Linked DNA regions of Mus musculus: all the other regions are linked to region 1. Evidence: chromatin contacts called from ENCODE Hi-C or POLR2A ChIA-PET data. All regions are on one chromosome and are shown on one strand. Each heading gives the region's core, a stretch centred on a gene start or an enhancer-like site at or near the end of the contact. The rest is flanking DNA. Distances are from core to core; before and after follow the strand shown.

Evidence for each region. A loop is a pair of places that touch in the nucleus more often than their neighbours do. ChIA-PET counts read pairs that join two places held with the same protein, here RNA polymerase II (POLR2A).
Region 2: POLR2A ChIA-PET joins it to region 1 with 42 read pairs in embryonic stem cell. The contact joins the promoter of Arf3 here to the promoter of Fkbp11 in region 1. A Hi-C loop is called at or near these places in 1 of 37 maps with a recorded cell type or tissue (T-helper 17 cell). POLR2A ChIA-PET finds 5 or more read pairs at or near these places in 4 of 5 experiments (Patski and embryonic stem cell).
Region 3: a loop to region 1 is called in a map of heart, with 2.1 times the contacts of the local background. The contact joins the promoter of Wnt1 here to the promoter of Fkbp11 in region 1. A Hi-C loop is called at or near these places in 7 of 37 maps with a recorded cell type or tissue (CH12.LX, adrenal gland, heart and 2 more). POLR2A ChIA-PET finds 5 or more read pairs at or near these places in 3 of 5 experiments (Patski and embryonic stem cell).

Annotation. Positions count from the first base shown.
Region 1 is chr15:98,726,809-98,730,518 of GRCm38, forward strand. It overlaps Fkbp11 (FK506 binding protein 11), which reads right to left and starts at 1,390. Exons shown (of 6, transcript NM_024169.4): 1 at 1,149-1,390; 2 at 875-940; 3 at 403-490; 4 at 92-125. The coding sequence starts at 1,277.
Region 2 is chr15:98,760,972-98,765,034 of GRCm38, forward strand. It overlaps Arf3 (ADP-ribosylation factor 3), which reads right to left and starts at 2,147. Exons shown (of 5, transcript NM_007478.3): 1 at 2,009-2,147. LOC115488470 reads right to left here and starts at 1,075. Exons shown (of 1, transcript XM_030248862.1): 1 at 1-1,075. The coding sequence starts at 941. The coding sequence ends at 477.
Region 3 is chr15:98,787,578-98,791,191 of GRCm38, forward strand. Wnt1 (wingless-type MMTV integration site family, member 1) reads left to right here and starts at 2,280. Exons shown (of 4, transcript NM_021279.4): 1 at 2,280-2,715; 2 at 3,287-3,540. The coding sequence starts at 2,612.

The sequences.
Region 1 (3,710 bases), core at 140-2,639:
CTCTACAACGTCCTGCCACTGGAGAAGGGATGACAGAGAAACCTTCTACCCGGAAAAAGGAGCAGTCAGGCCCCGGCCTTCAGATACTCACCCCACACACATGTCCAAAAGGCTCTGCTCCAGACCTTGAGGAAGAAGGCAAAACTGAACTAGAAGCTACATATCTTCCCCACAGTACCCAAGAGGAAAATCAAAGGCTCCCCGTCATCAAATGAGCTTAGCTCCACTTCTCAGACTCTCTGCCGCAGTGATGTGTGGGGCAAGAAGAGTGTTAGAAGTGGAGTCTGAGGTAGCGGGAGAGCCTTGGGATCCTTTTCATTCTAGCGGCTGTTCCAGAGCAATACAGCCGGCAAGCAAGCAAGGGCTTAGGCTAGGGAGAGGTCAGAGGCACGGGGCACATACCTGGAATCACCTGCTTTTGGCCGAGTTCTATGACCAGAGGATCTCTGGTCAGAGAAGTGTCAATAATGCGTCCATCTACCAAACTGCCCTGAAGACAAAAAAAAATGGTGGGTCTAAACCCACCATTCTTCCCACAATTTGGGACCACCCGGAAGGAAGCAACCCCTTTAACAAACTTGTGTCCTGTCCCCATCTCCTTCCACCCACCACCACCATGGGCAAGAAGGAACAGGAAGCCCCACGGGGCTGGCGCTTCTTGGAGCTCTCTCTATCCTTCTTTTCTCAGCGCTGGAGAGGAATCGGCAGAAAACAAGGAAGAAAGAGAAGCAGGCGAGAGGACGCCCCCACGTGCGGGCTGATCCTAGGACTCAAGTTCTCTAGGATAGCTTGCCACGTGTCCAAGCCAAAGCTGACGTGTTTCAGCCGGGCGCCGCCCCTCCCAGGCCACGCCCCGGACCCCCAAGCCCCTCACCGTGTAGTGTATGTGGAGCGTGTCTCCAATGGCAGCAGATTCCGTGCACGATTCAGGGGGCTGCACCTACGATCAGACTACAAGGGTCAAGGCTGCTCCTCCTAAGCTCCTCTGGAGACCCAGCACCTTTTCCCCCAACTCAGTTCCTTCGCTTCTTTCCTCTTCACTCTCACAGGACCATTTAGAGTCCCAGGCTTCCCCGCGATCCCTGGCCGTAAAGGGGAACGGCGGGACATGGGGTGGGGGGAGGGGAGTGGCACCACAGTCTCCTCACCAGGGTCTCCACTTGGAGGGTCCGGACAGGACTTTCGGTTTCTGGCCCAGCCTCAGCCCGGCACACCGCCCCACTGAACAGTAGCAGCAGTAACAGCTGGAGTGGTAGGAGCAAAGGGCTCAGGGTCATGATTGGACCGGGTCAGAGCACCAGGATACCAGGGCAGGCTGTTCGGGTGCACGCGACCAGGACGGGTTCCCTCACTCCAGGCCAGACTGGTATGGGCGGGTTTTCAAGGCGCTAGCTCCTCCTCCTCCTCCTCTTGCAGCCCTCCCTCCACTTTGTCCCCACCTCCTAGAGGGGAAGAGACTGCAGAATTCCCTAACCTGTGATGGAGGTCGCGGATGGTGACCCATCTAACAGTCTTTCTGACCCATGACGACGGCTGGATCATGTAATAGCACATATTTGCCATTACCAACTGTAAAGAGGGGCGTTCGTTTGTCTCTAACCTGCGAATGGCCAGGAAAGGGAGGCACACACTTGTCCCCATTTCATAGCTAGGGCACTTGCCCAAGGTTAACATGGCAACTGGTGACAGTACTCAAGCACAGGGCTAGCATTTGTGCTCTGCTCGGTCTTCTAAGATCTGTCCCTTTCCACTAAGCCCAGAGGCAGGTGTCCAAGTCGGCTGACCCTTCACACTCCTGTTCATTCTGCTCTCGGGTATGTCCAGAAAGAGCTGGCGGCTTCTCCAGCCTCCTGTCTTGGGAAGCATTACGGGGCATCTTCCTGTAAAAAGTGATCCATCACAGATCTTCTCCTACCAGCAATGGCGTTTCCTTCCTGTTTTCCACAAATCCTTTTCACAACAGCAGCACGGACACCAGTCTTGTGTTTATGCAAGGACTTCAGTTTTTAAAGGGGGCTCAAGTAATTTTAGGCAGCCTTACCAGTTTCGAATTTCATGGTCTGAACACTCACTGACAACCTAAGCTGTGGTACCCAGCTCCTGGTCACTCACTCAAAGGCTGTCTGGCATGGTGTCCTTCCATACCATATTTATTCTCAGGCTGTTTCTTGGTTCGTTGTCTTCTTTAGCATTGATACCGGTTGTAAACACAATTCCACCTGTGTGTCTGGCCAGCAGCTCAGACTACACACACACACACCCAACACACACTTCCTCTTATTTGGAAGAACCTGACCTCCCTGACCTGGCTGTCTTGGTGGTTCTCCTGTACCGACATTCTGAGATTTCTTCCATCTCTAATACCCAACCAGTTTCCTTTGGGATTTCCTCTTCCAGCCCCATTAGCGAGTGCCTCCATATATAATGCTATCATTCTAATTAAGCTCTCATGTTCTCTGGGGGTGGCTTTGTGGTATTGGGGATCCAGTCCAGGCAGGGCTCTGCTCATACCTGGCAAGCGCCTTAGTTAACACCCCTAACCCAGGAATTATTTTTTAAATGCTCATTGTCAGAGGCTGGATAGATGGCTCAGTGCTTAAGAGAGTTTGCTGCTCTTCCAAAGACCAATTCCCTGCACACACATCAGATGGCTCAAAAAGTCTGTAACTCTAGCTCCAAGGACTCCAATGCCCTCGTCTAGTGTCCATATACACAATAAAAATAAATCTTAAAAAAAAAAAAGCAAAACCCTGCCTTCCAGATGTTGTGGTACACACCTTTAATTCCAACACTCAGGGGGCAGAGGCAGACAAATTCCTGAGTTTCAGGCCATGTAGGACTACACAGTCAAACTCTCTTTAAAGAAGCAACAAAAACAAAACACTGGAACCTGAATTGGTACAGTGGGATAGGGTGGTGCACACCTTGAACCCCAGCATGGCTACATAAAACCCCCCTCAAATACTAACTGAAGCCACAGGCGGCAGGAATTCCTGGGGTTGGTAGCATGCTGTGTCTTGAGGATATGGGGTTTTATAGATGCACTTTAAACCCGTCAAATGTGTGCCTAACTTCTGTGCATGTGGCTAGGGAGGTAGCTCAGTGAGAGAATGCTTGTTTTGTTTTGGTTGGTTGGTTTTGTCTTTTCCACACTAGGTTTCTTTGTGTAAACCTGGCTGGCTTGGACCTTGCTCTATAGACCAGGCTGTCCTGGAACGCAGAGATTTGTCTGCCTCTGCTTCCTGAGTGCTGGGATTAAAGATGTGTGCCACTTTCTACCAGGCGCTTTATTCCTAGAGTATAATTCCCAAGCACCAAAAATAAATGAATAAAAATATAATATAAAAAATGTGCACCTCACCATATGAATATATATTTGAGCAAATACAAAACTACACTTCAAAATCTCTCTGGGAAACTAGAAAGTTGTGGCTAACAGACATAGACACAAGTATTGAAAGCACTGTTTTAGGCTCCTGAAAGGGTACCAACATAGTCAGGAAGCCGGTCGTTTCATGCTCCACTGTCAGCAGTGGGCCCCCTCCCTTCCTGTACCCGGAGAGTACATGAGAAGTTAAGATGAGTTATGCTCTAGCAATCAGCTGATCACAAGGAGGGAGGGAACGCAGGTCCTTCTTGGATTTGAACCACAAAGATGGAAGCCTAAGTAAGAAGAGACCCACCATGCTAGCCCAGGGTTACCTACCACC
Region 2 (4,063 bases), core at 897-3,396, 35 kb after region 1:
AAAAGGAAAAATGAAACCTAAGTGCGAACAAGTAAGTTATCAAATGTATACAACAGGACAGCATGGGACAGCTCGGGACAGCACAGGCAGGAGGTGAGCCTGGCCCCATCTTGTCTGTCTCTACAACCCAGCTTCAATCACTGCGGCATCCCGCCTCTAAGCACACCGTTAGCCAAAGCACTGGTGTGCTCTGACTCACAGGCCTCTTGGTATCTACTTCCAAAGCTATGTGAGGAAGCAGATCCCAGTTTCTGTCAGCCACAGCCTCAACTTTAACAACCCTGGCTTTAAAGAAGTTTCTCCTTCTCATCAGTAGAGAACTCCTTCCCCTCGCTGCACTACCTCTTCCTTAAGCAGTAGCTAGAAACCTTGCGCAGTTCTATGCATTGCTATCCCGTGTTCTTACAAAAGCAAGATTCAAATCCAGCCTGTCTCAAAAAAGGAAGTAAGGGTCTGCCTCGGTTCCCAGGTCAACCTCAGCACTCCAGAGACAGCGGCAGGCAGCTGGTAGGTTGAGGCGAGCAAGGGCACTGCATCTCAAACAAACAAAGGAGTAAGGGAGGGGGAAAGGAAGGAGAGAAAGAAGGAAAACTGTGCAGGAGTGACTGTGTGACACCTGGGAGCCCTTTCCAGCTGCCTCCAAGGTCAGTGACTCCTTGTGTGAAAAGCTGAATGTAAGTGGATGGGCCTTTCTTAAAACGGCCTTTAACAATGTACTCAAGCGCAGGTCCAACATGCCAAAGGCCAACCCAATGGCCACTGCAGCACACAGTGGGGATACTATCCCCAAACAGGTCTAAGACAAAATGGCAGCAAAGACAGTTCCCTATCCCCCTGCCTGGGGTCACAGATGGAGGTATGCAGAGACTAGATTCTATCCTGTTGCAATGACTCAAGCAATCAGACTCCTGCAGCAGATCTCCTCCCAATAAAACTTTCATGCCATGGACCCAAGGGTGACCCAATGCAACAGTGGCAGAGACGGGTTTTACATTACCCGTCTCCCTAATGACCTCACTATTTTCTTCTTAGTCCTGACCACATACATAACCCTCCACTACATTCTTCCTGGCCCAGAGACCCTCTCCCCCCCCCCCAAAAAAAAAAACAAGTCTCTCCAAAGAGTTACGACTTAACTAAAGGACCCTGAGGTTTTAACAGGGAACTTCACCTCCCCACCTCCCCCTCCTTCCTTCAAAAAGGACTGGCATGCTAAGCAAAGGCTTCATTTTCTGTTCCGGGAATCCTGGTACTTCCTAGAGAAAGAAAGCGGATTGGAAGACACAAACTCAGGGCCAGTGACAAGCTGCTCCCTCCTTCGGTGACACCGCCCCCGCTCCGCCTGGGGGAGGAAGGCCCCACCTCTCTCCTCCGAGCTAGCTCAGGTCCCCCTCCCCCGTCTCCAGCCTCCTCTCCACCCTCTCCCCACCTGCTGCCCTCTTCCCAACACCCCAGAGCAGAGCGCCACCTCCGTGAGGACCGTGCGCAGCCAGCCGAGCCCCACCAGTAGGCCCTGATACTAAGCCCCGGCCCCCCACGCCTCGCGCTGGGTGAGGGAGGAGAATAACCACGGCACGGCACGGCTTTTCTTTGGTTCCCCCACAGCTCGGGCGGGGGAGGGAGAGAGAAAAGGCAGCGTTCCTCGCAGCCCTTTAAACCCAAGGAAAAGAGAGCCAAACAGCCACACCGCCCCCGCGTCCCCCTCCCACAGGTCAGCCTGCCTCCCCCTCGTCCCCAACCCTCCCAAGCTCACCTCTGCAGCCCAGGTCGCACCCTCGGGGGAGGCGGAGGACAAATCCGTGTGCGCCCCCCGCCCCCACCCCAGCTCGGCGTCCTTCGGCTGCGGGGACAGGAGTGGGGCTGGGGTCCCCAAGCTCAGCGAGGATCACCCCCCACACCAGCACCTCGCCCAGACGGTGCGAGCCGGACCGCGGCCGGGGGCCTCGGGCTCCCACCCGGACCCAGCCTCTTCCCTGCCCGGACCCGCCTTCCCTCCCCAGCTCCGAACCTGTTCCTGCTCCCTGCGCCGCGGCTGCCACCGCCGCCTCCGCCCCCGCAGGTTCCGCCCGGCTCTCCGGCCGCTGCCTCCCGCTCCGCAAGCCGACCCGACCGCGGTGAAGATGGTCCGCTGGCCCGCTCCCCGGCTCCCTCCTGCCCGCCCTCCACCTAGCACCGGAAGCCGCGACGGCGACAGGAGCTGTGCGGCGAACACCCACCCCCAGCCCGGGCTACTTCCCACCTCCACGATCGCGCGAGAAGTGCGCGGTAGCGAGCGGCAGTTCTCGCGAGACCCATCACCATGGCAGCGGCTGCAGCAAAAGCAGCCGGTGCTGAAGCTGAGCCTAGGCGGGGGCCTGTGTGGGGGCTGGAGGATCGGAAGGCACGGCGTGTAGAGGGGGCTGTGGGCACTGAGGTGAGGCTCCCGAGCAGAGCGAGCTCCGGGACCTTGCCACATCCTGGCTGCGCTGGCCACAGGGCTCGGACCAGGGAGTCTCCGGGGTTTCTTAAGCAGAGCCCATGTGGAGCATGGAGGATGAAAACGGTTGCTGTATCCTGCTCTAGTCCAGTCTTATTCCAAATAAACAGCGCATCACTCGCACCCCACCTGCTAATCCGCTCTGCTCCCTAGTTCCTAAGGATGCTTTCTCTGAGATCCTTTCCCATAAAGGAAGAGGAGAAAGAACGATGCATTCCAGATACTAGAGGAAACATCTGGATGGGGTCGTCTAGGAGGTTGAGGCTGAAAGGCAGAGGGCAGAAACTCAGAGGCGGCTCTCATGAAGTCTCTCTAGATGAGTCTGGATTTTAGTATCCCCAGGAAAGCGCACCCAGGACCCCGCCTTCCTTCCCTGACACTCATCTTTTGACATGATGGAGACACTGCCTGAGACTCTAGCCACAAGCTATGTTAGAATCTGAGCTAGAAGGGTCCTCGCCAGAAACGGGTGCTCTTACCCACTGAGCCATCTCACCAGCCCCCACTGCGTTCTTTAAATGCATCAAGTATAAGAGCTTGGTGCAGCGTTATAACTCTTCTCTCCCTCCAAAACATAGGCTGGGAACAGAATCTATCTCTTGTCACATCTGTCTCTGGTTTATACCTTTATACCAGTTTGTCTTCTCTTGTTTACCTCAAAAATTACAGGACTGGCTGGGGGCGGTGGTGGCACAAGCTTTTAATCCCAGCACTGGAGACTAGGGTGCAGAGGCAGGTGGATGTCTGTGAGTTAAAGGTCAGTCTGATTTACAGAGCAGGCTCCAGAACAGCCAGAGATGGTTAACGAAGAGATGGACAGCAAGGAACTTGCTTATAACGAAGAGAATTATATTTGTCCCCACTCAGGACTCAATGCTGTTGAGAGCCTTTGTTAAGCTCTGGTTTTTGCTCGTTTTTCCCTCCATTTATTAACTCTGTGTGTGTGTGCTTGTATGAGAGATTGCGGGTGCACTTGTGCTCTAGCAAGATGTGGAGGTTAGAGAGGACACCTTTTGGGAGTCGCTGTTCTTGACTTTTTTCCCTCGTTGGGCCAGGATCTCTGGTTTCTGCTGCTGCAGTGCACACTCTAGGCTAGCTCTGTGTGATTCTCCTGGCATCATCCCCCATCTTACTTTAGGAATGCTTTCATTACACCACAGGCATTCAGCTTTAAAATATATATATTTGTTATTGTTGTGTTTGAGACAGGGGCTCACTATGTAGCCCCACCTGGCCTGGAATTCACTTTATAGACCAAGTTGGCATTGAACTCAAATACGATCTGCCTGCCTCTGCCTCCTGAGTGCTTAGATTAAAGGTATTTGTCACACATCCAGCCAAATGGATTTATTTTTAACTGTACCTACGCACATACGTCTCTGTGTGTGAGTAGGTGCCTGTAAGTGTGGATATCTACTACAGGGAGAAAAAAATGTAACATTCTCTGGAGACAAAGTTACAAGCAGTTGTTCCACGTGGTGCTGGGAGCCAGGTCCTCTAGGCAAGAGAGGTCAGTAAGAGCCTGATCGCCCTCCACCTATTACAACAGGCTCTGGGGAACAAGCTCGGGCCAAGCTTGTCTTGCTA
Region 3 (3,614 bases), core at 1,030-3,529, 62 kb after region 1:
TCTCTCCTTCCATCCAGCGACGCTCGGGGACTCATATCCTCAGGCTTGGCAGCAAGTGCTTCCTTGTCCCCTTAGTCAGGGATTCTCCATGTAGCCCTGGCTGCCCTGCAACTCTCAATGTAGACCAGGCTAGCCTCGAACTCACAGAGATCCATCTGCCTCTGCCTTCCAAGTGTTAGGGTTGAAGGCTTGCACCACCACAGGCCTTGCTTTGGGTTTTTGAGAGTGTCTACAGAATGCTGGGAGGTGAGGAATAGCCTTGAACTTCTGATCTTCCTGCCTCCCAAGTGCTGGGGTTACAGTCATGCGCCACCAATTCCTGGCTTTTGCAGTGCTGGTGATCCAAACTAGGGCTTCATGCAAGCGAGGCAAACACGGTATCCCAGTTCCTGGGAATGTGGCTTTAACATGGATTCATTTATTAGCAGGGACCTGGGACCTGAAGACACTGCCTTACCAAGCATCTCCTCTGTGAAATAGAAGAGAGGAGAAATATTAAGATCCTGGGAAGGGGGCGCTTCCCTGTGTGACAGTGGTGCGTGATAACCAGGCTGGCAGTGCCCTCTGCATCCCACATTGGGAACAGCAGCCTGATACTCCAAGGCTGCCATGACCCTGAAGATCACTGGAATCAGGAGGAAAGTAGAATCCACAATGGAAGAGTTAAGGCTCTTGGGTAAGAGTGGGAGAAAATGGGGGTGGGGGGTGGGGACACTGCAGAAACCTGGGAGAAAAAAAATCCAACTAAAATCAGGAAACACATGGAGGCACAAATTTGCTAATCTTTCTTTAAAAAACTGTTTCAGGAGATTTATTTTATGTATGTATGTATGTATGTATGTATGTATGTATGTATGTATGTATACGTGCACCTGTGTGTGCTTGGTGTCAGTGGGGCTCAGACATCACCTGATTCCCTGGAACTGGAGTTACAGGTGGCTATAAGCCACCACTTGGGTGCTGAGAACAGAGTCCGGGGCCTCTGGCAGAGCAGTCAGTGCTTTTAGCCACTGAGCCATCTCTCATTCCCCCCAATTATGTTCATCTTGAGTTGGGCAGGTACGGTGGCGGAATAGGCCTGTAATCCCAGCAGTCACTGGACCATCATGGGTTCTACATATTAAACCTTTATGTTAGGTAGGGTCACACAGCAAGATCCGGTCACAAAACCAGCAACAACAAAACCAAAAGGAGCCAGCTTCTTCCCACAAGCATTCTTTCCCTCAGGTCTTCAGCTCCATCTGACAGCTACTCGGCTGGTGGTCCTATCCTTTCTGAGCCTAGTTGCCAGAGAAACAAGCCCGGTTCATCTTCATGACTAGCACATCTAATGATAAGCACAGGTTGACTCAAGGTGCCATAGGGTGACACTAGGTACCCAGAGCGACAGAATGACACCTATGAGTGCACGTCGTTAATCACAAACACACACACACACACACACACACACACACACACACACTCATGCACCCACCTGCAAACACAATTGCAGCCTTCTGGACGTCTCCTGTCACAGCCCCACCTCCTTCCTGATACACTGCGTTAAGTGGTGACTGTAACAAAATGACTTCATGCTCTCCCTGTCCTGAGCCAAATTACACAATTATTTGGAAAGGGCTCAAAATGTTCTTCGTTAGAAGTTTCTGGATACACCAATACACAGGAGCGTGCACCCTCAGAACACATGTACACTTTGACTTAATCTCACGGGTGACACACCGACGCTTACACTCCCCCTAGCCCACAGAGGCAAACTGCTGGGCGCTTCTGAGTTTCTCACTGCCACCAGCTCGGTTTGCTCAGCCTACCCCTACACCCCACGCCCGGGAATCCCTGACCACAGCTCCACCCATGCTCTGTCTCCTTCTTTTCCTTCTCTGTCCAGCCGTCGGGGTTCCTGGGTGAGGAAGTGTCTCCACGGAGTCGCTGGCTAGAACCACAACTTTCATCCTGCCATTCAGAATAGGGAAGAGAAGAGACCACAGCGTAGGGGGGACAGAGGAGACGGACTTCGAGAGGACAGCCCCACCGGCGCGTGTGGGGGAGGCAATCCAGGCTGCAAACAGGTTGTCCCCAGCGCATTGTCTCCGCGCCCCCTGGCGGATGCTGGTCCCCGACGGGCTCCGGACGCGCAGAAGAGTGAGGCCGGCGCGCGTGGGAGGCCATCCCAAGGGGAGGGGTCGGCGGCCAGTGCAGACCTGGAGGCGGGGGCCACCAGGCAGGGGGCGGGGGTGAGCCCCGACGGTTAGCCTGTCAGCTCTTTGCTCAGACCGGCAAGAGCCACAGCTTCGCTCGCCACTCATTGTCTGTGGCCCTGACCAGTGCGCCCTGGTGCTTTTAGTGCCGCCCGGGCCCGGAGGGGCAGCCTCTTCTCACTGCAGTCAGCGCCGCAACTATAAGAGGCCTATAAGAGGCGGTGCCTCCCGCAGTGGCTGCTTCAGCCCAGCAGCCAGGACAGCGAACCATGCTGCCTGCGGCCCGCCTCCAGACTTATTAGAGCCAGCCTGGGAACTCGCATCACTGCCCTCACCGCTGTGTCCAGTCCCACCGTCGCGGACAGCAACCACAGTCGTCAGAACCGCAGCACAGAACCAGCAAGGCCAGGCAGGCCATGGGGCTCTGGGCGCTGCTGCCCAGCTGGGTTTCTACTACGTTGCTACTGGCACTGACCGCTCTGCCCGCAGCCCTGGCTGCCAACAGTAGTGGCCGATGGTGGTAAGTGAGCTAGTACGGGGTCCGCCACTTGTCCTGGGGCAAAGAGCCAGGCACGGGCCTTACCCAGCTCCCACGCTGTGGGGATCACCAACCTACAGACCCCCCTCGTGCATTGTGACTTCACATCCAGGGTGCTCACACCTAGAACTAGCTCTGCTGAAGTGGGGGCACATCATTGGCATGCAGAAGCCCAGATACACCAGGCTCAGAGACCATTCCCATTTAATACGACCCCGTTTCTGCTGAGCAACAGGTCCCAACCTCGCTGTGGTGGGTGCTCAGGTGTCCCTTAGGTCTTGAACCAAAAAAAAAAAAAAAAAAAAAAAAAAAACCAGATATTAGCTTTGAGGTGAGGGAGTGGAATTCCTAAGTTTTTCAAGGTGGGCAAGGCTGCAGGTGGGGTTTCTCCTCGGGGGCTGACTTGAAGAAAGGAAGAGCTAAGGTAGCCATGCCTTTTCTGTCCACTCACTAGACTCTGGAGCTCAGGGCCAGGCAAGGATAGGGTGGTACAGCCTGTATGGTTAGGATGCAGGTCCCCTCCCCTGGACTGAACCCTTATGCATCCCGCCAGGGGCATCGTGAACATAGCCTCCTCCACGAACCTGTTGACGGATTCCAAGAGTCTGCAGCTGGTGCTCGAGCCCAGTCTGCAGCTGCTGAGCCGCAAGCAGCGGCGACTGATCCGACAGAACCCGGGGATCCTGCACAGCGTGAGTGGAGGGCTCCAGAGCGCTGTGCGAGAGTGCAAATGGCAATTCCGAAACCGCCGCTGGAACTGCCCCACTGCTCCGGGGCCCCACCTCTTCGGCAAGATCGTCAACCGAGGTGGGTGCCCAGGAAAGCGACGCTTCCGGGATTAAGGGAAAAGCAGGGTCATCTCCAGGGCATAGGCGGGCGAA